Regions from separate parts of the Homo sapiens genome. Here regions 1, 2, 3, 4 and 5 are each linked to region 6. The links are chromatin contacts, found by Hi-C in ENCODE. All regions are on one chromosome and are shown on one strand. The core of a region is the stretch at or near the end of the contact, and the rest is flanking DNA. Distances in the headings are between cores, read along the strand shown.

Region 1 (3,992 bases), core at 266-2,765, 3.3 Mb before region 6:
GTTTGGAATCATTAACGTGGAAGAAAATATACATCTCCAAACCAAGGAAAACAGCAATAGTACTACCCCAACAAGGGAGAATAGAAGGATTTCTCCAATAATATAAGGCAGGAAAAGCATCTAAGCACAGAGCTAAACACATAGGAAGTACTCAACAAGAATTCATTTTTGGCCAGGTGTGGTGGCTCACGCCTGTAATCCCAGCAATTTGGGAGGCCGACGCAGGTGGATCACCTGAGGTCAGGAGTTCAAGACCAGCCGAGCCAACATGGTGAAACCCTATCTCTACTAAAAATACAAAAAATTAGCCAGGCAGGGTGGTGGATGCCTGTAATCCCAGCTATTTGGGAGGCTGAGGCAGAAAAATCGCTTGAACCCGGGAGGTGGAGGTTGCAATGAGCCAAGATCACACCACTGCACTACAGCCTAGGCAACAAGAGCGAAACTCTGTCTCAAAAAAAAAAAAAAGAATTCGTTTTTCTGACTTTCCTAGCTCCACCTCTGTCCTCCAGAAAGCCCTCCTCTTCCCAGAAGGCTGGCACACAGGGCTGGGGGCCAGGCTTGACTTCCCTGTGGAGGGGTCTGAGGTTGGGGGGATGACCTGCAGAGGTAGGGGAATTCAGAGAACTTGTTTTGATAGAAACTGAAACTCCTCCTCTTGCTGACGCTGCACTTGTGGGCAATCTGCACCTGTTCTCCCCTCCCAGAGGCCAGCTGGAAGGGGGTCCCCCACCATTCTACCTCTGTTCCCATCTCAAACAGGGCTCAGAAATCCTCAGTACAATACTACAATTGGTCCCACACCAAAGACTTTTCACACTCCAACTCATTCTATCCTTACCAAAACACTCTTACTTTACCCAGGAGACACAGAAATGTGGCAAAGCTTGCCTGGGATCACAGATTTAGGGGGAGTGAAGGGGAGGCCAGGCTCTCAAAGGGTAACTGCTGGCCCCAGCTGATATTACCACCTTCACCCCAATCCAGCCACCATCTTAGTCACCTTACTCCCTGGGGCAGGACCTGATCTTGTGTGCCTCAGTTTCCACACCAGCACAAGCAGGAATCAGCTAGAACCCAGGAAAGGCATGGGAGAGGGCAGAGATTATAGATATCAGGGGCTGCATCTCTCCCTAGGGCCACAGAGGCCAATATGAACCTTACCCTCCCCATACACACCCCACTTCTTTCCTTTTTCTGGACACACAGAGACACCAGTATAGAAATGCACATGTGTATACACATACAGCAGAGACTGCCAAAGATGCTCCCTGAGGCCAAATGCTCACCCAACAAATCCCACAACAGAGAACTATCACATTCAATGAGTAGATGCCCTTGCCACTTCAGGAAAGACTGAAGATGTGAGGCTCTATAAACTGAGGGACCCCCTACCCCACCAACCTCCTTCCTGGCCTCTGGCAGGGTAGGTGGAGGGCAGGGGAAATAACCAAGAGCTCTAACAGACTAGCCTCAACCTCTCTCCTCTGTTGCCCGGGGGAAGTCCTTATGTAACTAATGTAATGTAACCAATAATGTACCCAGATTTATGTTAAGAAGCAAGACATGAGAGCCTGGATTATCTTCCTATAGGGTCCTACCATTTGCTTTAGAGACATCTGAGAACTGCCTACTCCCCAGGTAGCTGCCTGCCTCCCAGAAGAGCCACAGCAAGTTCCGCTAAGGGCAAAAAAGGAAGCTAGGTGTCTACAGGGAACCTAAAAACAAACCACACTAACGTGTGTACACACAGCTGCAGAGGGAGACAGGGACCTGGTCTGCTCCCCACTACCCTCCTGGTCCAGTGGGAACCCTGGCCCCACTGAGAACCAATCTCCTGAGGAGATGAGCCAGGACAAAGGTCTCACTTGCCTGTCAAGCAGCTGTGGTGTGACCTGGTCTGTAGCCCCAACTACCCCAACTAGCATACCCTCAGTGGGAGAGACAGAACTCATCCCACTGGATAGTCTGGTTCCTGAGATGTGTGCTCCTCTGCTCAAGGATTCCCACTGCAAGGATGAGAAACCTGAAGGATACACGGGAGAGGCTGAAGGAAGCTGGTGTACAGGAAATGGCCCGTGGGAATCTTCTTTCTGTGGCCTGGTTCAACCTCAAATACCAATGTTCTGACACTGGTTGTATGACCTAGATAGGGTAGGGTCTTGGCTTTCTCTTGAGGCCTCAGTTTCCCCATTTATAAAACAATCAAAATTGATCTCAGATCCATCCCTCCTAGTGCTGATGTTCCAAGACCAAAAGGCCCAGAAGAGTGGGCCTAGCTAATGTTTCTGGGCCTCATCGTGGTAACATGCACAGCCCTTGCCACTCCCCCATGGCCCATGTAGAAACAACCATGTGGCCTTCACTCTGCCCACAGAAGCTAGCACCAGGACCCTGGTCAGGGTTAGAGGTTTCTGCTGAGTCAAAGCCACATGGAGGGAGGGAGCAAGGGAGAGATGCAGAGTCATGTTTCCAGGAGGAGGTTATCTGAGCATAACAGGGACAGGGTGGGCCACAGGATACCTCTGAGGCTCAGGTTCCCACCTCCACTCCACCCAAGCCTTCAATGATGCTCATGAATCCCCAATAAGAGGAGGTGGGAGAGAACTGAGCGCAAGCAATGGATATTGCTTAACTCAGGGGAACCAATGGCAGGCAGGCAGCTACCTGGGGAGTAGGCAATTCTCAGAAGTCTCTAAAGCAAATGGTAGGACCCTATAGGAAGATAATCCAGGGGAACAGAAGGCAGAAAGCCACCTGCCTCAAGACTCCCAACAACAGAGGGCCACGTGCTCCTACTTGGAGGAGGTAAGGTCCAGAGAAGTCAAGGAACACAGCCAAGGTCATCCAGCCAGTTGACAACCAAGCTAAGAAGCTAAGGATCCTAGGATCATAAAAAGAATGTGTCCTGGCCGGATGCGGTGGCTCATGCCTATAATCCCAACACTTTGGGAGGCCAAAGCGGGTGGATCACAAAGTCAGGAGTTTGAGACCAGCCTGACCAACATGGTGAAACCCCATCTCTGCTAAAAACACAAAAATTAACCAGGTGTGGTGGTGCACGCCTGTAATCCTAGCTACTCAGGAGGCTGAGGCAGAAGAATCACTTGAACCCGGGAGGCAGAGGTTGCAGTGAGCCGAGATCACGCCACTGCACATTCCAGCCTGGGCGACAGAGGGAGACTCCATCTCAAAAAAAAAAAAAAAAAAAAAAAAAAAAAAAAAAAAAAGAATGCGTGTCCTTTGGACACCTCTGGGTTCCCAGGCCAGCTCTGGCTAATGGCCCTGAGCATGTCATTTCCCTTTCTATGCTTCAATCTTTTCACCTGTCTCATGGGATAATGATCCAAGTTTTGCAGTGAGCCTGAAGCACCCAGCTGAATGCCTAGCACACAGCAGGGGTCAAGGAAACAGTGCCCTCTATGTTTGCAGCCCCCGCCCAACTCCAACTCTCTGCTCCACGTTCCTTCCACTATTCAACACATGGCAGGAAGTCAGCCTGTAGGGCTTCACACTACAGTCTAAGCTGACTGCCATCTGTCCCCATCCAGGCGAGGCTGGAAACGGGGGCAGCAAAAAGCCCAGGGACAAAGTCCCCTTCCCAGGCACATGTATTATGCACTCTGCACCAAGGAAACCTCCAGATAAGGTCTAGAGACCAAGGGCCATGTACTTCGGGGGAGAGGCCAGAGGACTTCTGAGGTTTTACAGAGAAAAGCCAAAGGCAGCCCAGTCAGGGGAAATGTGTAGCCATAGTGCCGATAAGGAAAGGCCTTCAACCTGCCCTGGTCAGCTCTTCCTGTAAGTAGAGGCCCCTTACTGAAGGCCCCAGTGGGAGGAAGGGTCGGGAGTATTTGGGGAGAACAGCTAGATACATATAGACACACACACACACACAAATACTGCTCTTGATACGAGTTACTACAACAAGCCAGGTCCTCACTAGCTAGCCCCAAGGGTCGGGGGTATTTGGGGAGAACAGCTAGCTAGAT
Region 2 (4,391 bases), core at 1,137-3,636, 3.5 Mb before region 6:
CAGGAGTTTGAGACCAGCTTGGGCAACATGGCGAGACCCCATCTCTATAAAGAAAAAAAAATTAGGCAGGCATGGTGGCATGCACTTGTAGTCCCAGCTACTTGGGAGGCTGAGGTAGGAAGACAGCTTGAGCCCAAGAGGTTGAAGCAGCAGTGAGCCGTGTTCACACCACTGCACTCCAGCCTAGGCAACAGAGTGAGACCCTGTCCCCTGTATCAAAAAACAAAAACAAAAAAACAAAAAAACAAAACCTTAATCCTTAACTTGCACAGGAACAGGAACCCATAGTCTGGAGCTCTCTAGAAACCCCTGCTTGATTCAGTAAAGGTACAATATAGAAACCATAGGAATCCCTGTCCTCATTCTGTCCAGGAACATTTGGAATGACCCACCAGAGGTACACTAGAAGTGACCTGACCCTGCCCATGAATCCCTGTCCTCACACACCTCACACAAAAGGAATACCTCTCCTTAGGAAAAAAGGCCCCTACCCTCAATCCTGCAAAAGAATACCAGCCAGATAGAGACCAAGGCCTGACACTACAGCACAGATCGGCAAACTATGGCATTCAAGCCAAAGCCAGACTGTGGGCTGTTTTACATTTTTAAAGGGTTGTTTTTTAAAAAGAGAAAAAAAGAAAAATGCCACTGAGACCGTATGTGGCCTGCAAAGCCTAAGATGTTTACTCTCTGTCCCTTTATAAAGTTTGCTGACCCCTGCTCTTCAGAAACCTCTCTTCTGATCCAACAGAAAAATGGGCCTTGACCCTTTGCAAGACTCCCTACTCTATCAGGCTGCAGGTATCAGAACTCTAGAATTTTTTTGTAGTGTGTTATCATTGTATGTGTTTTCTTTGGTGAGTGTAGGGGTTTAAAGGTCTTAGGTCTGCAACTCTTTTGCGCTGAGACAAAAGATAGGTTCACGTAGGAGGGGTGAGAGGGAAGAGGCGGCAGGACATCTTCAAGAGGATCAGAGGGCAAAGCTACTGGGCGGTGAGACCGTCAATCTGTCAGTCTGATGCAGAACCCCCGGACTGCTTATCTCTCCGGTCCCAGCTTATAGCCCGGTAGGAAATGGTGGAGAATGAGACAGGGAGATTAGGAGGACAAACCGGCCTCCTGCAGAGCTGACATTTAGACATGGAGTGGGAGTTGCGGGGGAGAGGGGGTGCCTAGGGACAGCTCCCCAGACGCACACACACTTTCTATTACTGCTTGGGAGCAGTGGTTACCCGTTGGAGGGGGCAGATAGGGAGAGCTGCTGCCCATGAGAACTCCCATCCTCAAGGCCATTCTGGCCCTGGGCACTATTATTATCACAACTTTCCAGATGAGGAAACGGAGCACAGAACTGTTCAGCAACTTGCCCAAAGTCACATGGTTAAGTCCCGTAACCTCAGTTTCCTTATCTGCAAAGCAGCCTTAATAATGGGAACTACCTCATAGAATTGTGGTTTACAACGATGCCTGTCACATAATACTTGCTATCATTACCATTCCCTGCCCCCACTAAGACTCCTTCCACTCAGAATATTGCGGCAGAATATTAATAGCTAATATTCGGCCAGTGTTTCCTGTGTACCACCATAGTGAATATTAACTCGGAAAATCCTCACATTTAGCATCGTCACCACGCCTATTTTGGCCGCCACCACCAACGTCCAGTGGCAACCTCGCTCTCGGCCCAGCCACAACCAGCCCGCCCGCGCTACGTCATCACGGCGCGTCGCGCGGGAAGTCGCGGGGAAAAGGTAAGATGCCCCTTCCTAATTCCCTCGCTTCCTTGCTTGCTCTCCAGACACCGCCGACCCGAAGGGCTCCTAAGTGACTGGACAGGGACGGAGGGGCGGCGGCTATGGCATCCGGGACGACAGCGACGATAGCCGAGGCAAGAAAAAGCTTGCACCGCAGCCCTGTCGGGAACCGCCGGCGCCTGCCTTTTACGTAGGCGCAGCACAGCTGGCGTAGCACGCCGACGCACCGCCCCGTCGCCTGTGAGCTCGCGGTGTGGCTCAGCCCAGCTGGCGTAGCACGCCGACGCACCGCCCCGCCGCTTGTGAGCTCGCGAGAGGTGTGGCTCGCGCGAGGGGCGCGGCCTTGAGGCACGGTCCCCTCTGGAGGCGGGATCTGGGCGGGCAGTCGAGAGACGAGGCCCAATGGAAAAGAAAAGCCTGAGCGCTCGCGTCCCCACAGGTCGCCAGAAACTTGGTGGAGCGAGCCAAGGGCGGAGTTTGAGAAAGGGGCTGCGTCCAATGAGTGGAGCGGTGAGTACAGCGCGTCGACGGCGGAGGCGGGAAGGGGGCGGAGGCCGACCGAAGGCGGCTAGGGACTGGCTGAAGAGGGTTAGCGAAACGTTAGCGGTCGGGTCTGGGCAGGGGGTGGAGCTGGTTGAAGGAACGGGGCAGTCCCCTGAGGAGCGGGGCTGGTTGAAACGCTAGGGGCGGGATCTGGCGGAGTGGAAGGTACCGGTCCGGCCCGATAAGGGGTGGAGTTAAGTGAATCGTTAAGGGTGGAGTCGAAACCGGGGTCGGGGCCGGGGCCGGCTGAGTGAAAGGGTGGGTGATTATCCCGGGAGATAGGCCGAAAGGGCAGGTTCGTGAAGGAATGGGGTCTGGGCTGGGCTTAGAGGGTCTGGGAATGGGGCTTAGGAGAGTAGAAGGGGCGGTGATTGGTTGGAAAGGGCAGGCCCTAAGACGGACTGTGTGAGCCCGGGGGCTCATTGCTCCGTGAAAGGGCAAGACCAGGGAAAGAGAATCGTGTAAAAGGGGTGGAGTCTAGCGGGCCGGGCGGGGCCGGGTAGAATGGCCACCTGAGTGGAGGGAGAAGGCCTGAGAGAGGCGGAGTTTGGAAGGCTGTGGAGAATCAGATCGCGTAAGGAATGGAATCTAATAGAGGGGGCGGAGCCTGGAAAAGGGCAGAGAGGTGGGGTCCTCAGGGCACACTAGCCCCCTCACATACCCACGCTCCTCCCCCCACCCCCAGAACCGCGGCAGGGGCCAAGCCTCCTCAACTATGACCTCAACCGGCCAGGATTCCACCACAACCAGGCAGCGAAGAAGTAGGCAGAACCCCCAGTCGCCCCCTCAGGACTCCAGTGTCACTTCGGTGAGGCCCTAGACCCGCCCTGATGAGGGGGAGAGGGAGCAAGTTGGTCATGCCCTGGACTCTGACCCTTCTCTCTGATTCACAGAAGCGAAATATTAAAAAGGGAGCCGTTCCCCGCTCTATCCCCAATCTAGCGGAGGTAAAGAAGAAAGGCAAAATGAAGAAGCTCGGCCAAGCAATGGAAGAAGACCTAATCGTGGGACTGCAAGGGATGGTGAGCAGGGCCTGGCTGCAGTTTAGCCTCGTATGACAATCAAAACCCAAAGGTTCCCCACCCTGGACAGTTCCCTCTGACTCAGGGCCTAAAATGGATCTGTGTCTCCTTTTTTTTTTCCTCTGCAGGATCTGAACCTTGAGGCTGAAGCACTGGCTGGCACTGGCTTGGTGTTGGATGAGCAGTTAAATGAATTCCATTGCCTCTGGGATGACAGGTGAGGCTGGGTCCTCCAGGCTGTCTCCAAACCACAAAAATACACACACTTAGAGCCCATTAGCAAGAATAAATCTTTTCTTACCCCAGCCTGGATACTGGAAGCAGATGATTTGGGGAGGTAGGGCTCACACTTGAAAGGGTTCTTTTATGTAGCTAACAAACATTTATTGAGTGCCTATTGTGTGCCAAGAGTTGGTGATACAAATGTACCAAACAACAGACAGGGGTCCTTCTCTAGGAGCGGATTGATGAGTAGGAGGGCAGATCATTAAACAGCCAACAGCAGTATGAGGTGTTTAATGAAGACAGACTTAAGACCAGGGGATTCAAGGGTGTATAATAGAGGATCCTAAACTAGTATCCGGGCTTCCCAGAAGCCTTTATAGAGGAAGAGACGTTTGTACTGAAACAGAAGGATGAAACCTCCCGTTTGCTTTACTTTTCAAAAAGAATCAGCAAATCCTTTTGGCTATATGTTCAAAATATATTCACCATCTGACCTCTCCTCACCACCTCCACTGCCACCATCATCATCACTCACCTAGACTTGCAGAGGCCTCCTCCCTGGTCCCCTACTTCCAACCTCACCTCTATTATCTGTTCATGCAGCAACCTAAAAAAATATGTATGAGTTGATGTCTTTGTTAAAATACTTTAAGGAGGCCAGGCATGGTGGCTCACGCCTATAATCCCAGCACTTTGGGGGGGCCAAGGCAGGTGGATCACTTGAGGTCAGGAGTTCGAGACCGGTCTGACCAACGCGATGAAACACTGTCTCTACTAAAAATACAAAAATTAGTTGGGCGTGGTGGCACACACCTGTAATCCTAGCTACTTGGGAGGCTGAGGCAGG
Region 3 (4,059 bases), core at 897-3,396, 4.5 Mb after region 6:
GGGGATGTCCCTCTGCGTGCTAGGCAAGGAGAAAGCTTCACTTTTGTTCTGAAAGGAGCAGAGATGAAGGTCACATGTTCAGTTCCTCTGGTCCTCTAAAAAACCACCCATGTGTTACTTTTAAGTGAAATGTCATTCTGAATGCACTTCCTACCAGTACCTCACGATTCATCCTTCTACCTTGTTCTCCTTGAAGACGATCTAATAATGTAATCTTGGCCAGTAGGAGCCTCAGCAAGTTTTCCCCCATTTCCTCTCCTTCCAGTCAAGCCATGTGAACACAACTATCCGGATTTCAGTGTATACAGGCAGGCTGTCTCTGCCATGTGCCAGTTTACCCACTCTCACACAGGAAGGCACCCACAAACCATAGACACAGATACACATACACACACTCACTAGGGACCTCAGAAATGAAATCACAAACACACCCGCACACAGAGACACATGCAGACACACACAAACACACACATAGACACACAAACAAGAAACCTCACAGGGGCACAGGGGTGCAGGCCCAAGCATTCTCCCACACAGACACATACACACCACCACAGGCACGAGACTGCCTACAATTTCTCCCACACAGGTTCTAAATGTGCAAAGGGAACAGGAGACAGGGGAGAATTCCTGACTCCAGGCCTGGGCCATCATGCCATTGATTGATGGGCAACTCTCGCCTTCTCCTGAGAATCAATGTGGGAAGTCTGTTAACAGATAGGATCCAGCAGCTGGTGTAAAACTGGAGCATCCTGGGTCAAGCTGCTTAAAAAGGAACCTCACTTTGTGTTAGAGACAGAGAGAGTTCCCTTGGGAGCCTTGGCCCTGTGTGATGCCATAAGAATCTGTGGTGTGTGGTGGCATTCCCCAGCACCCCTGAGCCACCCTCCTCCCACCCCCATCTGTGTGAAACCCAGGACAGCCTGAGCAGAGTCAGACTTGAGCAAGTTGCTGAGTGTCCTCTCTGAGAGATACTCCTGCTTCAGGCCCTGTGGTTTCCAGTTGAGCAGTCCACCTATTTTGATGACCTCCATGTGTCAGCCCAAGGCGGTAAACTCTACCTGGAGCTCCAGGCTTTCGTAGGACCCCCAGTCCTGCAGCAGAACCTTGTGTAAGCCAGCTGGGTGACCAGCACCTTGTCCTGGGGCAGTAGCCCTATGATCCTAGTCCTCCTGTGGTGTCCCAGTAATGATCATGTTTTTTGTTGTTTACTTTCTGCACGGGCAAGAGCCATGAAACCTGCAGAGAGCCAAAGGAAGGGCAAAGGCTGGCTCCCTAAACAGGATTCCCACAGGATCTCCAGCCTACTGGTCCTGGTCCTTGGTCACACGGTCCCATGAGTTTGGTGATCAATCTGGGACCAGGTGACTGATTCCTTTCACTCCTCTGTCTTTTTTTTTGTTTCTCTTTCCTCTTTACCTTTTTTCACATGGGAAAAGGCGGAGGCCCTGGAGTTGAAGTGGCAGGGTTACAGTTGTAGTTGGCGTTTGTGGAGCCATACTGCCATCAAGCGGAAACTGTATCTAGAAACCGGAGGCAGCTGGGCACAAGTGCTGGGGAAACCCCACGAGCGCAAAAGAGATGGCGGCATGGAGCCCCCAGGCTGAAGCAGGACAAGAGAGGAACTCCAAGCTGGCCCTTGGCCTGTGCTCATTCCCAGGATGCCTCCCTGGTTCCACAGCTCTCTCCGAAAAAAAGGGCAGGTAGGGGCGACCCACCATGGGTTCCCCTGGTCATCTCCAGGTACTGCTGGTCCTGGGTTGCCACGTCTCCAGTATCCCGAAGCTCCTTTGTTCCCCGGGAGGATCGGGGCCCCCTTGCCAACACGTGGCTCCAGCCAAGGGAACCCCGGAACTCCCCACAAAAGACACCAGAGTAAACGGCCCCCGTCTCGGCCAGTGGCTTCGTTTATGTCCATCTCAACATGGCTGCCGGGCCAGCTCCGCCCTCTGGGCTGACTGGTCTTGGGGCTGCCTGGCTGTTCTGTCCTGGGGCCTCTAGAGTAGTTGCTTCTCCAAAGCGTCCCAATGCCAGGTACACTTCCTTCAAGGGCTCAGAACCCCGGTGGGGGAAACCCAGGCTTAGACATAGTCTAAGCACATCCTCGCTGATCTCTGTTCCTGGCAGAAGGCAGGTGTCCGTGCATCCTGTTGTGTTCAGAAACAACTTCCACTAGATGGCAATGTGGCTCCACAAACAGCAGTCTTGTCTTTCCCTTCCCCCATTTTCTTTCCCTCTTTCTGTTTTTGGTGCCAAAAACCAAAACAAACACCAAAAAAAAAAAAAAAAAAAAGAAACTGGCCTAGGAGCACCCATCTCACCTACAGCAGGGCTTCCCATCTATGTGGTCACTTTGGGGGAACCGGCAACAGTAGGATGGGGTAGGGGTGGGGGCCACAGGGAGCAGGGCAGCTTCCTGGCCCAACAGGCCTCTGTGCCCACGCGGTGCAGACCCGGGCTTGAGGGGCTGATGCTTTCTCCTGGCTGGTGGCTCTTCCTCTGTGAGGCCACAAGAGGCCACTCATAGTGCTGCCAGCTGTCCATCTGAGGCACTTTGCATTGCAGTTCGCTGTCAATCTCATTGCTCACTGATTCTTTGTGTACTTTTGGAGTTTTTCTCCCTTCACTTTTTTCTTCTTCATTCTCTTTACTTTTTCTCCACTTCTGCTCCAGGAGCAGACTGGAAGGCAGGGTCAGCTGGGCGCGGGGACACCGTTAGGGAAAACAGGCTTACTTTTCCTAAGGAAATTAGTAGGACTCTAGCTGACCCCTGCGAGGAGAAATTGGCGTTTCCCTCTCCTTTCTGCCCTGTCTCCATATTGCAGTGGGTGGCTGATTATCTCTTTTCCCTGGTGTCCAATTCCTCCCCGTTTTTCATCTTATTCTTTTTTGGGCGGTCCTTCCCTGCCTTGGCCTTGTAGCCTTGGGGCTTGGTAGCCCCTTGCAGTCAGCTGATGACATCTTCAGGGCAAGGTTCAGCCAGCACCTGTGTTCTCTGTAGCTTCTGCAGGCCTACTTGTGGATCAAAGCTTTTGATCTTACTCAGGAAATACCCCATCAACAAGACGCTTCCTGGTTGTGTGTCCTTTAAGCCGGATGTCAGAAGTGGCTCCGTGCCCCTCGTTGTATGTCACCACGCGTTGAGGCCCTCCTAAACTAGATCCTTCGGGACAGCTACAGTGGCATGGACCTCTCACTTCCTGTTCTCCTTCTGATTCTTCTTCCTCTTCCTCCTCCTACCCCTCTTCTTTAATTCTTCTCCTTCTCCTCCTTCTCCTCTTGCTCCTCCTCCTCCAACTCCTTCTTATCTTCCTACTCCTCCTTTTTCTTTTTCTTCTTTTTCCTCCTTCTACTCCTCCTCCCCCTCCCCCTGCACTTCCTTCTCCTTTGCCTCTTTTTCTTTTTTTGCTTTTGCTTCTGCTTCTGATTCTGCTTCTGTTTTTCCTTTCACTTGCGGATCTGGGTGGGCACGTGTTCTAGCAGACTGCTTCTTCTTTTGCTCCTTGGTGATGTGGGATGTCCCTCTGCAGAATTAGGCCTGGAGAAAGCTTCACATTCGTTCTTTAAGGAGCACAGATGAAGGTCATGAGTTTAGTCCCTCTGGTCCACCAAAAGGCTACCCACGTGTTACTTTTAAGTGAAATGTCATGGTGAACGCACCCTTTACCCAATACCTCATGGCTCATTGTTATTTCCCATTCTCCTTCTGGATGCTGTAAGTGTAATCCTGAGCCAGTAGGAGCCTTGGCAAGTTGTTTCCTAACTCCTTTTTTTCCAGTCAAGCCATGTGAACACATCAATCTGAATTTCAGTGTGTGCAGGCAGGGTGTCTCTGCCACGTGTTCATTTGCTCACATTTCAGTGTGTGCAGGCAGGGTGTCTCTGCCACGTGTTCATTTGCCCACTCTCACTCACACAGGGAGGCACACACAGACACACATGCAGGCACTTACAAGAGACCCCCAGAAGAAGAAATAAAATCACAAACACACACACAGAGATACATGCACACCCAGACAAAAACACGCTTACACATACCCACACAAACACACACATACA
Region 4 (4,289 bases), core at 64-2,563, 4.2 Mb before region 6:
AAGTTTTCCTTAATTATCCACGAACACTTTCCTTTTATTTAGTTTTATTTTTTATTTAGTTTTTCCTTTTATCTAGTTTTCCTTACTTTTTTTTTTTTTTTAATGGAGTCTTGCTCTGTCACCCAGGCTGGAGTGCAGTGGCGTGATCTTGGCTTACTGTAACCTCCGCCTCCCAGGTTCAAGCAATTCTCCTGCCTTAGCTTCCTGAGTAGTTGGGATTACAGGCAACCGCCACTATGCCTGGCTAATTTTTTTTGTATTTTTAGTAGAGACGGGGTTTCACCATGTTGGCCAGGATGGTCTTGAACTCCTGACCTCAGGTTATCCACCCGCCTCGGCCTCACAAAGTGCTGGGATTACAGGCGTGAGCCACCACACCTGGCCTTCTTTACTTTCTTTCAGCAATGTTTTGTACAGGTCTTGCATCTGCTTGGCTAACTTTATTTCTCAGTATTTTATTCTTTTTATCCTATCGTAAACAAAATTGTTGTCTTAATTTCCATTTTGGCTTTTTCATTGATAGTGTATAGAAAAGCAATTGATAGTTGTATGTTGATCTTGCATCCTGCCATTTAGCAGGATTTGTTTATGAGTTCTAACAGTTGTTTTTTTTGCAGATTATTTAGGATTTTCTATATATATATAAATCATACCATCTGGGAATAGAAATAGTTTTACTTTCTTTCTAATTTGGGCATCTCTTATTTCTTTCTTTTGCCTGAAAATTTATCTGGCTAGAACTTTGAGTACAATCTTTAATAGAAGTGACAAAAGTAGGCATCCTTATCTTGTTACTATAACTCTCTACCCTTAAACTTTTATGCCAGAATTTCTAAGGACCAGATAGAATGAATTATGCCTTTACTGTTATATAAGTAAGCCAAAGATGGCCTCTATGTTTGACCCCCAGGTTGTTTATTTCTTCACTGCAGGCTGAGACCCCTTAACTCAAAAGTTTGCTGGCACCAAACAAATTTTTACATACCCAAATATTTCATAAATAGCCCAAACACATAGATTTTTAGCCACTGAGAGTCTTCCTGCTTTACATACCCCAGAAAACCTGGTACTACATCTTTCATCTTTGGGGAATAGATAAGTTAGGCCCCAGGCCATAAAATACCCAAAGCTGCTGCTGCTGCCCTTCAGAGTTCTCTGACCCAGAGAATTTTCTCTTTGCTGCTGAATGACATCACCTAGACAAATAAGCCCCCGTCTTGATGCCCCAGCACTTCCCTTGTCGTTCTGCCCTTCCGAATAGTTGACCAGTGGCCATAACCTCTGTACAGGCTCGGGCTGTGAGGGACTTCATGCAAACCTGTCACAGAATCACCCCATAACCCTTATTGTGCTACGCCACCTTGTGGTCATTTATTTCCTTCATCAGCGCCCTAAATCGCTCAAACTCCCTGTAAGTGACAAAGAGGAAAAGGGAAGGATTTCTGGTAATCATGAAATAGATAGGAGACAGTAGGACAAATAATTGGTAAAAGAATCCTGGATGGTCTCAAGCGGTGGAACTCTAAACTTGGAATGCCATTGCATCAGTTTGGCATGGGACTGCTTTGTGCTGTGTCACATACTCTACATTTGTGGGTTTTCTCTGTGCCTCACTAGCCTGGCCAAGCAGTAACACCAGTATTTGAATGAATCCACTTCATTAGAACTGACTTTTGGGATCAGGTGTGGAACTGCCTGGGGAAGGAGGTCACCCTGCCCGCCTGGAGCCCCACTAGGCAGGGAAATGCTGGGGCACGCACAGGGCGCTATAAGGCCTGTGGGTCTGAACACAAAAGGTTGGGGGAGTACACATCTCTGGACTGAGGGTAGGCTATCCTGACCCCATGACTGGCTAGAGTGGTAGGAGCCCCGTGAGTTGGCCCTGTGATTTTGGGTACCCTGAGACGCATATGACACGTGAACATGGCTATAAAGCAGCGATGTCGGGCTGACGTGGATCCCCTAAGCACAGCTGGGGGAGGCGCTTTTGTAAACAGCTAGCATGCCTCTGTTCTTGTCGCATTTGAATTTGCTATTACAGATGACATCATTTCTGTTCCTTTCCGGAGCAATATCAAGACCCCAAATTTGTTGAGGTGGGGCAAAACTGTTACTTCACGTGACTAAAGACGTTTATATTGCTGTCCCAACCAGGACTCCAAAGGAGGTGGCTGTCCTCTTGAATCCAAACCAGGGGACCCATGTTGGGCTTGCGCGCTTCTCGCCAGGACACGGCCCAGAGGGTAGGTCTCTCATTCATAGTAGCCACATTAAGCCTGGCTGTCTACTCTAGTCTATGATCGGGGCATAGAATAATAATAACCCTTATTGTGCTACGCCACCTTGTGGTCATATAATCTTCTTTCATCAGAGGAGACCAGAAGGCGTAGAAGACCCCGGAGAAGAGGACTGGCGCCCTCTAGAGGATGACGCGACACAATACCACCATGAGAGAGTGAGGAACTTGACCTTCTCCTTTGCCAGTCACCAACAGCAAAGTCAAAAAAACAGAAGAGACAACAGGGGAGGGTCAAGAAGGAGAGGCCATTTCTCATTTGGAGGAGGAGACACCCTCTGTCTCACCCGGAGCCCCTGCCTGTCCGTAAGGACCTAGCCAGGGAACCAAATGAAAAAGCTACCGATGGCCGGGCGTGCTGGCTCACGCCTGTAATCCCAGCACTTTGGGAGGCCAAGGCGGGCGGATCATGAGGTCAGGAGATCGAGACCATCCTGGCTAACACGATGAAACCCCGTCTCTACTAAAAATACAAAAAGAAATTAGCCGGGCGTGGTGGCAGGCGCCTATAGTCCCAGCTACCGGGGAGGCTGAGGCAGGAGAATGGCGTGAACCCGGGAGGCGGAGCTTGCAGTGAGCCGAGATCACGCCACTGCACTCCAGCCTGGGCGACAGAGCGAGACTCCGTCAAAAGGAAAGAAAAGAAAAGAAAAAAGCTACAGACAATGTATCGAACAGAGCACAGCAAGCTCCACCTGACAGGGGCTGAAGTGAAGCACTTGGCTGCCCCAGGACGGTATGGAAAAGTGGCTTCCCTACTAAAGGATTCTGCACAGTTAGTACAGAAGCTGAGAGTGACTCCCAGGAGGCTTTGCATTGCAGTCCATGTACACCTGGTCAGTATGGATTTTGCATTTTTGTGAATTTTGGTGGCTTGGAAAGCTGCCCACCCTACACGAGGCCTCACAACCCCCTGGGCAGAATGGCGGTGGAAAACGTTAGCTGAGGCCAAAGATGTCCTCCATCAGCTCTGCACATTCCAGTGGGATTATCTGGTGACAGATGGCAGGGCATGAGGACTCTATAGTCTGAGGAGGCTGAATGGAGTGCTGAGCCCACACAGTAGTTTCTCAGGGAGCACCTGACAAGTACAAGTCCTGATTTCTGTCAGCGATGGCTAAGGCTAAACAATCCACCAGGCCATGGCTGCCCTGGATGGAATAGAATCTCATGGAGGACAAACTCACAGCCCAGTGTTGCCTGCAGTTATGAAAACAATGCCCCACCTGGCCTAAATCACAAGGAACATCACCGGCAAGGCCGCCCCCTCATAGTGCAAATAAACCACCACCAGCCAGGCCCCCAGTTGAGCGGGAACCCTGAGATGCACGGAAGAGGTCATCTATTAGTCAGGGTTCTGCAGAGCAACAGAACCAATAGGAGGCGATATGTCTACGTCTATGTGGAGATATGTGGGATTTATCGTAAGGAATTGGCCCACATGGGCCCAGAGGCCCACAGATCCCAAGACCTGTAGTTGGCAAGCTGGGAACCCAGGAGAGTGGGTGGTGCAGGTCCAGTGTGACGGCCAGCAGACTTGAGGCCAATGAAGAGCTGACGTTTTAGCGCATGCTCCAAGGCGGGAATAAACTGATGTCCCAGCCCCAGCACTCAGGCAGGAGGAGTCCTCTCTGACTCACGGAGGGTCAGCAGTCCTGTTTGCCTCAGGCTTTCAACTGGCTGGGTGGGGCCCCCCACATCTAGGAGGGAGGTCAGCTTCACTTAGTCTTCCAGAGAAAGGTTAAGCTCACCCAGAAACACACTCACAGCCACACCCAGGACAGTTTGATCCATTGTTTAGGCACCCTGTAGCCCAGGCAAGTTGACACGTAAAATTCACCATCCCGGGTTGTATGGAGCCTCAAGGGACAAGAGGATCCCAAATTGGATGTGCTCTGATAAATCAGTGCAACAACACAATACGAGCCAGGGTGAGGGGACAGCCATGGCAGGCCTCTGCTTCCAAGGCAGCCTCACCTTCAACACCTGCCTT
Region 5 (3,969 bases), core at 1,209-3,708, 3.6 Mb before region 6:
CTCAAAAAAAAAAAACAAAAAAAGGAAAAGTTCTTATCATTTACAGCAACATCTTGAGAGATTCATGGGTAAAATGATGTAATATCTGGGTGTTGCTTCAAAATAATCCAGTGGGGATGTGGGTAGAGGACATAAAAGAAACAACATTGGCTGTGAATTGATAAATGTTGAACTAGGTGATGACTACATGGAGATTTATTGTATTGTTCTCTCTACTTTTTTATACGCTTGAAATTTTCCATAACAGAAAAATAATTTTATGGAGGCAAAAGCTGTAAACAGTGTTCTATGCCTATATTGAGAGTATGACTCATGACTTTTTTTTAAAAAAAGCCAGACCTGACCTTAAAAATTTCTTTTATTTTAATTTAATTAAAAAAAATTTTTTTAGAGACAGCGTCTCACTTTGTCGCCCAGACTGGAGTGCACTGGTGTGCTCATAGCTCATTGTGCAGCTTTGAACTCCTGGGCTCAAGCGATCCTTCCACCTTAGCTTCTTGAGTAGCTGAGACTACAGGCACGAACCACCACACCCAACTAATGTCTTTATATTTTATATTATTTTATTATAATTTTATTTTACTGTATTTTATTTATTTGTTTGTTTTGAGACAGGGTCTTTGCTCTGTCACCCACGCTGGAGTGCAGTGGCATGATCTCAGCTCACTGGAGCCTTGACTTCCTGGGCTCAAGTGATCCTCCCACCTCAGTCTCCCAAGTAGCTGGGACTACAGGCATGCACCACCACACCTGGCTAATTTTTAAAAAATTTTGGTAGCAATGGGACCTCAACATGTTGCCCAGGCTGGTCTCAAACTCCTGGACTCAAGCAATCCTCCCTCCTCAGCTTCCCAAAATGTTGGGATTAGAGGCATTGAACCACTGCACCTGGCCTATTTTATTTTTGAAAATAGAGACAGGTGGGGGGGGTGGGTGTCTCCCTATATTGCTCAGGCTGGTCCCGAACTCCTGGTCTCAAGTGATCCTTTTGGCTTCCCAAAGTGCTGGGATTACATGAGCCACCACTCCTGGCCACTGTGCTGGGTTTAATTGTGGAGAACTATAACTAAGCATTGTCTTTAAAAAACGAGTACATTGGCCGGGCGCGGTGGCTCACGCCTGTAATCTCAGCACTCTGGGAGGCGGAGGCGGGCGGATCACGAGGTCAGGAGATCGAGACCATCCTGGCTAACACGGTGAAACCCCCATCTCTACTAAAAATACAAAAAATTAGCCGGGCGTGGTGGCGGGCACCTGTAGTCCCAGCTACTCGGGAGGCTGAGGCAGGAGAATGGCGTGAACCCAGGAGGCGGAGCTTGCAGTGAGCCGAGATCGCACCACTGCACTCCAGCCTGGGCGACAGAGTGAGACTGCCTCAAAAAAAAAAAAAAAAAAAAAAGAGTACATTTTGGGCCGGTTGCAGTGGCTCACATCTACAATCCCAGTACTTTGGGAGGCCGAGGCAGGCGGATCACCTGAAGTCAGAAGTTGGAGACCAGCCTGGGCAACACGGCAAAACCCCGTCTCTACTAAAAAAACATAAAAACTAGCCAGGCATGTTGGCGGGCGTCTGTAATCCCAGCTACTCGGGAGGCTAAGGCAGGAAAATTCCTTGAACCTGGGAGGTGGAGGTTGCAGTGAGCCCGGATCACGCCACTGCACTCCAGCCTGGGAGACAGAGGGAGACTCCATCTCAAAAAAAAATTAAAATTAAATTAAAATAAAAAAAGAACATTTTGGCCTACAATTCCTGACAAAGATGGAATGTGGGCAAATGCATGATGACCTGGATTATTTCTGGGAGAATTGTAAAGAGTTTCTGTAGTCAGCAGAAATGCTTTGAATACTTTCCATATATTAGTTCATTAATCCCCCATGAAGTACAAGTAGGGGAAACTGAGGCACAGGGAAGTTGACTAATTTGCCCAGGGTCACAAAGTGAGTAAGTGGCAGAACCGCTATTTGAACCTAGCTGCGCTCATAGTGCTTTAATCTTCAATCAGCGAGGATCGTCAAGTTGGCTGCTGGATCTTTCTGGATCTTTTTTTCATTACCTCGCCTTTCATGTTGTTTGTCCACATAGCTTGAGGCTTTATCACAGATTGCTCTTGGGGGCAGTGTTACTCCAGAAATGCCGGAATGCTCCGCTATTCCTCACTCCACCCCTAAATATACAGCATCTCCTCCCGCCCTTAAGCTCTGAAAAAAATGCTGCGGAGCCAGAAAGGCTGCAGAAAGCCGGGTGTGACCACTGGCTCTGTAGCCAACCTGTTCCCTGCTGCTGCTGCTGCTGCTGCTGCTGCTGCTGCTGCAGTCGTTTGGTTTCCTCTTTGAATCTGAGATGATTCTGAGGTCTACACTGCAAACTCTTGGCATATATCATTTCTAGAATTCCATTCCTACTCGACCTAGGCTGTGAGTCTGCACTAGTTCGCGGCACGTTAGATCGCGCCCATTTCCCTTATTGGCAAGTTGTCAGGTTGAGGAAGCTCCAGGCCTGGAGGAGGGCATCTCCAGCCACCAGCCATGAAGCCCAGGGCCTCAGGCACCTTCTGGCCTCCGGGTGGCCTCCTCTATTCGCTGACCCAGACACTAGTCCAGTGGTTCCCAAAGTGGGGTTCCCTGGCAGGCAGCAGCTGCCTCGCTGGGAATCTATTAAAAATGCATACTCCCAGGCCCCACCCATGACCCACTGAATCAGAAGCTGTGGGCCTGGGGCCCAGCAGTTGGTGTTTTCAGAAGCCCTCCAGTGGACTCCAATGGTTCCTAGAGTTTCAAAAGCACACTGGGCTAGGCCAGGTGTGCCAAGAGAGAAGTAGCTTTTTGGCTCAAGTCCTCACAGGAATGGTCAGAGGGTCCCCATCAGTCTATCAGTGTGCACCATACAACGCTCACAGAGGGACACACGTGTGCCCGTGTGCATGCGTCCCTGTATGGACTCCAGTTGGAGGGGGAGGGACAGTTTTGCCTTGTGGTTTTGTCACTCGCCATTGGAAAATAGCCCTTTCCCCTACTACTAAATAGCTTCCCATTGTTTTCTAGTCCCTTTACTTCCATTTCAGAGAGTGTTTTCTCTTCTGTGTTTTTTTGTTTGTTTGTTTTTTGAGACGGAGTCTCACTCTCTCACCCAGGCTGGAGTGCAGTGGCGCGATCCTGGCCCATTGCAACCTCCGCCTCCGGGATTCAAGCAATTCTCCTGCCTCAGCCTGCTAAGTAGCTGGGATTACAAGTGCCTGCTACCACACTCACCTAATTTTGTATTTTTAATAGAGATAGGGGTTTTGCCATGTTGGCCAGGTTGGTCTCGAACTCCTGACCTCAGATGATCCACCTGCCTCGACCTCCCAAGTGCTGGGATTACAGGCATGAGCCACCATGCTGGGTCCCTCTTCTCTTTGGAAAAGTCATCCACGTTGGTTGCAAGTTTTTCAGAAAAGAGGGAACTACATTATAGAAATAAATGGCAAACAGACACCCAACACCCAAGGAATAATTTCTCATCTCTGTCCTTTCAATGTGTATATTTCTAAATGTCCGTGTTTATATTTACATAAATTAAAAAAAACGGTTTACTTGTACGTGTCATTTTGTTTTTATCTTAAATTTTTGTGTTTTTAATTTTGGTGATATATCATTTTGGTTGTACTTTTTCACTTCTGTACATACTGTTACATAACATGCAGTTTTCCAGTAACACTAACTTGTGAATGCATATTTTACAATTTTATTTATATTTATTTATTTATTTACTTTTGAGACAGTCTCACTCTGTCTCCCAGGCTGGAGTGCAGTGGCTTGATCTCGGCTCCCTGCAACCTCCACCTCCCAGGTTCAAGCAATTCTCCTGCCTTAGCTTCCCGGGTAGCTGGGATTACAGACCCGCCACCGCGCCTGGCTAATTTTTGTTTTTTTAAGTAGAGACGGGGTTTTACCATGTTGGCCAGGCTGGTCTCAAACTCCTGATCTCAG
Region 6 (4,170 bases), core at 1,205-3,704:
TTTTGCATGTAGTTTTATCTTTGTTTTTCAGGGTATCCTCAAAATGCTGGACTAATTGTTGTAACTCATGAATGGGTATTGTCTGCCAGCCTATTTTCTGCTTCTGAACAGCAGCTGATATTTCAGGCTTAGGGCTATTAACAAAAAAGGTGGTAATTTCAATGCTGATGTTAGCATTAATTCCCAACCCTGAGCATTCTTTAAAGTGATTTACAATAAAGATTCATTCCATCTCTGTCAATAGGGTTAGACTGTTCCCCAGTAACTGTGAGAGGGATAAACTTCAATATACCATTTAAAAGACCTTCTTGTATCTATAGGGCATCAAGGTTAGCCTAAATCCTCATTTATGGTAACCCATTTGGCCTTGTCACACCAGGTTCTAGCACCTCCAGGTTCTACTAAAAGGTGTGTTAACTAATGTAAATCTGGAAGCCATTTCAGTCAGCCTCTTAGTCAGTAGGAAATCCTCTCAGATTTTGCCAAGTAGTTGGCAGCCAACCGTAACTTAGGAAACTGAAATCACAAAGAATGGGGATAAAAATAAGTAACAGGACAGGTGGTTAGGGAGCCTTTTCAGCCTTCTATTAAGAATAGAGTGAAGTTACACAAAAAAAGATTGAGAAGACTACATAAAAGTAAAATTATCTATGCCTCTGAAAACTACACATTTAGGAAGCAAAAACCAGGAAAAGTATTTGCAATGTATGTGACAGAATGGAAGATCAGTATCTTGACATATAACTTACAATCATTAAGATAATTATCTTTAAAACATTGATAAATACTGGTTAGGGTATAAAAAAAACAAGAATTCTCACATAATGTCAGTGGCAATATAAATGGGTATTGTGTTTCTTGCAATGCACCAAGAGAGTTAAAAGCGATCATGCCTTTCAAACCAGTAAATCTATTTTTGGAAATCTATTATAAATAATCAGAGATGGTAAAAAATATATGTGTGCAAAAGTATTCTTTTCATTTAATGAAGGGATAAACTTTAAGAAATCTATCAATGTGCTTTCCTCCTACACATTTCCTTGACTGAATGGCCCTAAAAACTAGTAGTATGAATTTTCTACTAGAAGGCAGAAATGGGAAATTGAAGGAAAGGTGTCAGCTCTATGTAAATCTGAAGAGTACATTTTATCAAACTCGGTCTCATGGATTGCAAATCCTAATACACACATTGTTGTGAATACTGGAGATAACAACAACAATAATTATATGTCTACAATTGCCAGGAACTAAGAACCTGTTGTGCTATTTATGGTGACCACCATCCTCCATGAAGCACGTGCTATTATAACCTTCATTTTGCTCACGTGGAAACTGTGATACAGGAAGAAGCAGTAAATTGCCAAGGTTCTTGGGGTTCCTCAAAGAGGGCACTGGCGTTCAGATCACCGGTCTATCATACACAAGATTATACGCTGGTTTACAGAACGTTTTCCTGCCTCCAGTGCAAGAATGAAATAAAAGACAAACTGGGTAGAGTGTAAAACAGCCAGCAAAACTTTTTTCAAAATGGTAATAATTTAATGCTCACAATAAAGTGCTAAGTGGAAGGGTGAGGGGGAAGCCACGTTGTTTCATCCAGTATCATCCAAACATTATTTAAAAATACACCGTATTTACAAAGATAAACATCTGGAAGAAATAAGGTACTTGTTCATGTATTCAAAACTGTATGTTAAGAACACTCCTCTACACTCTTGTCAGTTTGCCGAAAAGGCAATGGTGAGCAAAAACAAAGCAGAACAATCACAGTTTCTGTTCTTAGAAAGGTTACATGATCACATTTACCAATGAGATAGGGGGTCAGGGGTTATTTTTGCTTTCCATTTCAGTTATTAAGTATTTTTTCGACGCTTCTAGACTGTGTATTGTTTTAGAATGGGAAATGAATAAAAATTTTCAAGCATTTTTCAAATGATTTTTAGGACACGGTAACTCACACTGAAAATCTGAGTTTAAAAAAGATGAACTAACGATGGAATATGAACTCGTGTTTAAAATGCACCTTTGGGAATGAAAAACTCTAAGGAAACAACAAATATTATCAGTGGTCATTGCTGGGTGATGGGACTGAGGGTAAGACTGGCTTTCTTTATTACACTGTATTTGTCCTCCAAATTTTCTACAGTGAGGTTGAGTCACTTCCATAATAAAAGAGTGCGTGCATTTATCAATATAAAACCAGGTCCACAAAGCCCAGTACAACCTGGGGACAGTGAATGACAAGACCATTGAGAGAAGTCAAAATACAAGTTACTAAGGAACCTAGGCATCATCTCAAGAGGAATGCCAATTTCAAAAGCAAAAAGATTTTGTTCATCAGCTCTGAGTTTTCTTAAGAGACACTACCCGCTCCGCTTCACCCCCTAAAAAACAGGCAGCCCCAGCAGCAGGACTTGGCAGGTTTAAGAACCAACCTCTTCTCTCAAAAAAGATTCCGCGGCATTTTTTTCAAGCAAGAAGGGCGGGGGGAGAGGCGAGTTGGGCGTATCCATGGAGCAATATTGCCACCTGCAGGCCACAAGAATGAAGCGCCACCAACCGCGGAAGAAAATTCATCCTTTCTACTGCTTCTCGGCAAAGAGCCGGTAGAGCTAACCTGAGGAAGCTACGCAGAATGAAGATGAGGACCAGAGAATAGACTAGTACCGGTCAGACAGGCCCCGACGAACCGGCCGTACAAGGCAGCCTCCCATAGTCCCGCCCTCGGAACCATAGCAACCCAGCAGGAAGTTCCTGCGCCACCGGAAAAAGCAGCTCTCGGGGCGGGGCTGGCCTAGGATTGACGGGCTCTGGGCCTGCGCATCGGAGTCCGGGGAGGTAGGCGCTAGTCTCCTCAGGGTCAGCCGCAGGACTCCTTCCCTGCTATTGAGAGTTGATGGCTCAGGCTCGCGACCGCTGAAGGCCAGGCTCTACTGCATGGCTGCACCAGCCGCCTCACGTTCGAGACCTGTGCCAATCCCATGGACACTCTCCCAGCCAGCCCCTGGACACGCTTCTCATGTGACGCACGCCCTGTCCTCCTCTCAGCCCTCACAGCACGGATCCTCCCCGGCGACCTCAGCGCCCCCGGGGCTGACCAGGCCGCGGCCGGCTCTCCTCCGTCTTGAGGGGGCCTCCTCCTCCCCACCTAAGTCTCCTCCGCGCGCGGTAATGCTCTGGGCCTCAGGAAAGACCGCGCCCCTTCACGATGTCTATTTCTTGCATCCCGCACTCTCATCATGGGCAGCACCCCATCCAGTCCTAACAGCTCCCTCTCTCCAATGTCCCAGCATCCACAGCCTTCAGCCTCAAGGAGGCCTGTCCACTGACCCCAACCGCGTTCCTCACCATTCACCTTCCTTACCCAGCTTACTCAAAGCTATTAACTCTCGCTCCTCAAACGCATCTCTTCATTTTCCTTCCTCCCTACTCGCCTGGCAACCCCCTGCCTTCCCCCGCCCCCCTGTAACCAAGTAGACAAACAATGTGCACCCTCCACAAGTGTACCTTCTCTCTCCTCTCCCTACAATAGCCCCCACAAGGACTAGCACCAACTCTTCTCATGATATTCCTTGATATTCCCCTGAAAAAACAGGAGCGATTGGAGAGAAACTCTCACCACTTCCCAACAGCAGTGGGCCTGCACTTGTAATCTCAGCTGCCCCACTGGAGGAAGTGACAGGATCCTACTTGAGGCCGGGCCTTCACCTGAATCCCATGCCCTCTACCTTCTCAAGGTAGAGACTTTTGTAGTGATTATCCCTTATTCCTGAATTGTCACATTCTTTCTTTATTCTGGATTCTTCTGTCATCTATAAACATGCTCTTGTTTCTGACATTTTATACAAAATGTAATAAAACAGAAATCAGTTCCTTATCCCATATTTCTCCAAGGTAATGACACATTTCCCTGATGCTCCAAGCAGCAAATCTGTCTTCCCTTGTTCTATAATCATTATCATTACAAACCTCTTCAATGCAGCTTCTACCTGCTCACCTCTCAACAGAAAAATGCTTTTGTTAAAGGCACCGATGGCCTTCATATTGCCTAACACTATGATCACGTCCTCATCCTTTTACACTATATGTCCAGATGCCTTCAGTACATCTGACACCTCCCTCCTTCTCAAAGCTACTCTCCTCCCTCCTTCTTTATTTCCCTCCCTGTCT

What was found. A loop is a pair of places that touch in the nucleus more often than their neighbours do. Pooled maps may share reads with other maps.
Region 1: a map with no recorded cell type shows a loop between it and region 6 (24-fold over the local background). The contact joins two enhancer-like sites. A Hi-C loop is called at or near these places in 2 of 37 single-sample maps with no recorded cell type and 2 of 50 pooled maps.
Region 2: a loop to region 6 is called in a map of gastrocnemius medialis, with 17 times the contacts of the local background. The contact joins the promoter of HDAC6 here to the enhancer-like site in region 6. A Hi-C loop is called at or near these places in 2 of 168 maps with a recorded cell type or tissue (ascending aorta and gastrocnemius medialis) and 9 of 50 pooled maps.
Region 3: a map of gastrocnemius medialis shows a loop between it and region 6 (13-fold over the local background). The contact joins two enhancer-like sites. A Hi-C loop is called at or near these places in 3 of 168 maps with a recorded cell type or tissue (ascending aorta, cardiac septum and gastrocnemius medialis) and 11 of 50 pooled maps.
Region 4: a map of CD4-positive, alpha-beta memory T cell shows a loop between it and region 6 (19-fold over the local background). The contact joins two enhancer-like sites. A Hi-C loop is called at or near these places in 3 of 168 maps with a recorded cell type or tissue (CD4-positive, alpha-beta memory T cell and naive thymus-derived CD4-positive, alpha-beta T cell), 3 of 37 single-sample maps with no recorded cell type and 13 of 50 pooled maps.
Region 5: a map of A673 shows a loop between it and region 6 (18-fold over the local background). The contact joins two enhancer-like sites. A Hi-C loop is called at or near these places in 3 of 168 maps with a recorded cell type or tissue (A673, HCT116 and chondrocyte), 8 of 37 single-sample maps with no recorded cell type and 13 of 50 pooled maps.

What each region holds. Positions count from the first base shown.
Region 1 is chrX:48,938,241-48,942,232 of GRCh38, forward strand. The region is part of intron 2 of OTUD5 (OTU deubiquitinase 5); the gene reads right to left. Among named protein-coding and RNA genes, the nearest start is that of OTUD5, 17 kb to the right of the region's middle. RefSeq lists enhancers at 375-874, 885-934, 2,065-2,324 and cis regulatory regions at 1,889-3,039, 2,214-2,714, 3,129-3,992, 3,468-3,992. Within about 2 kb of position 1,516, at least 6 of the 41 ENCODE cell types and tissues checked have a DNase peak (open chromatin) inside an H3K27ac peak, as active enhancers do.
Region 2 is chrX:48,799,681-48,804,071 of GRCh38, forward strand. It overlaps HDAC6 (histone deacetylase 6), which reads left to right and starts at 2,387. Exons shown (of 29, transcript NM_006044.4): 1 at 2,387-2,462; 2 at 2,983-3,105; 3 at 3,191-3,319; 4 at 3,448-3,536. The coding sequence starts at 3,013. RefSeq lists cis regulatory regions at 738-1,238, 941-987 and enhancers at 746-1,577, 1,699-1,968, 1,815-2,328, 2,959-3,038.
Region 3 is chrX:56,762,430-56,766,488 of GRCh38, forward strand. The region is part of intron 2 of NBDY (negative regulator of P-body association); the gene reads left to right. Among named protein-coding and RNA genes, the nearest start is that of NBDY, 35 kb to the left of the region's middle. RefSeq lists enhancers at 1,178-1,227, 1,248-1,367, 1,331-1,832, 1,828-2,187. Within about 2 kb of position 2,147, at least 24 of the 41 ENCODE cell types and tissues checked have a DNase peak (open chromatin) inside an H3K27ac peak, as active enhancers do; they include ascending aorta and gastrocnemius medialis, where a contact is called at or near this core.
Region 4 is chrX:48,024,463-48,028,751 of GRCh38, forward strand. No RefSeq gene overlaps it. Among named protein-coding and RNA genes, the nearest start is that of SPACA5, 20 kb to the left of the region's middle. Within about 2 kb of position 1,314, at least 2 of the 41 ENCODE cell types and tissues checked have a DNase peak (open chromatin) inside an H3K27ac peak, as active enhancers do.
Region 5 is chrX:48,629,398-48,633,366 of GRCh38, forward strand. All of the region lies in intron 1 of LOC107985695 (a long non-coding RNA gene), which reads left to right. Among named protein-coding and RNA genes, the nearest start is that of WDR13, 34 kb to the left of the region's middle. RefSeq lists an enhancer at 2,431-2,500. Within about 2 kb of position 2,459, at least 2 of the 41 ENCODE cell types and tissues checked have a DNase peak (open chromatin) inside an H3K27ac peak, as active enhancers do.
Region 6 is chrX:52,259,122-52,263,291 of GRCh38, forward strand. All of the region lies in intron 1 of LOC105377209 (a long non-coding RNA gene), which reads right to left. Among named protein-coding and RNA genes, the nearest start is that of SNORA11D, 71 kb to the left of the region's middle. RefSeq lists enhancers at 2,383-2,742, 2,555-3,056, 3,057-3,556 and a silencer at 2,429-2,687. Within about 2 kb of position 2,455, at least 38 of the 41 ENCODE cell types and tissues checked have a DNase peak (open chromatin) inside an H3K27ac peak, as active enhancers do; they include ascending aorta and gastrocnemius medialis, where a contact is called at or near this core.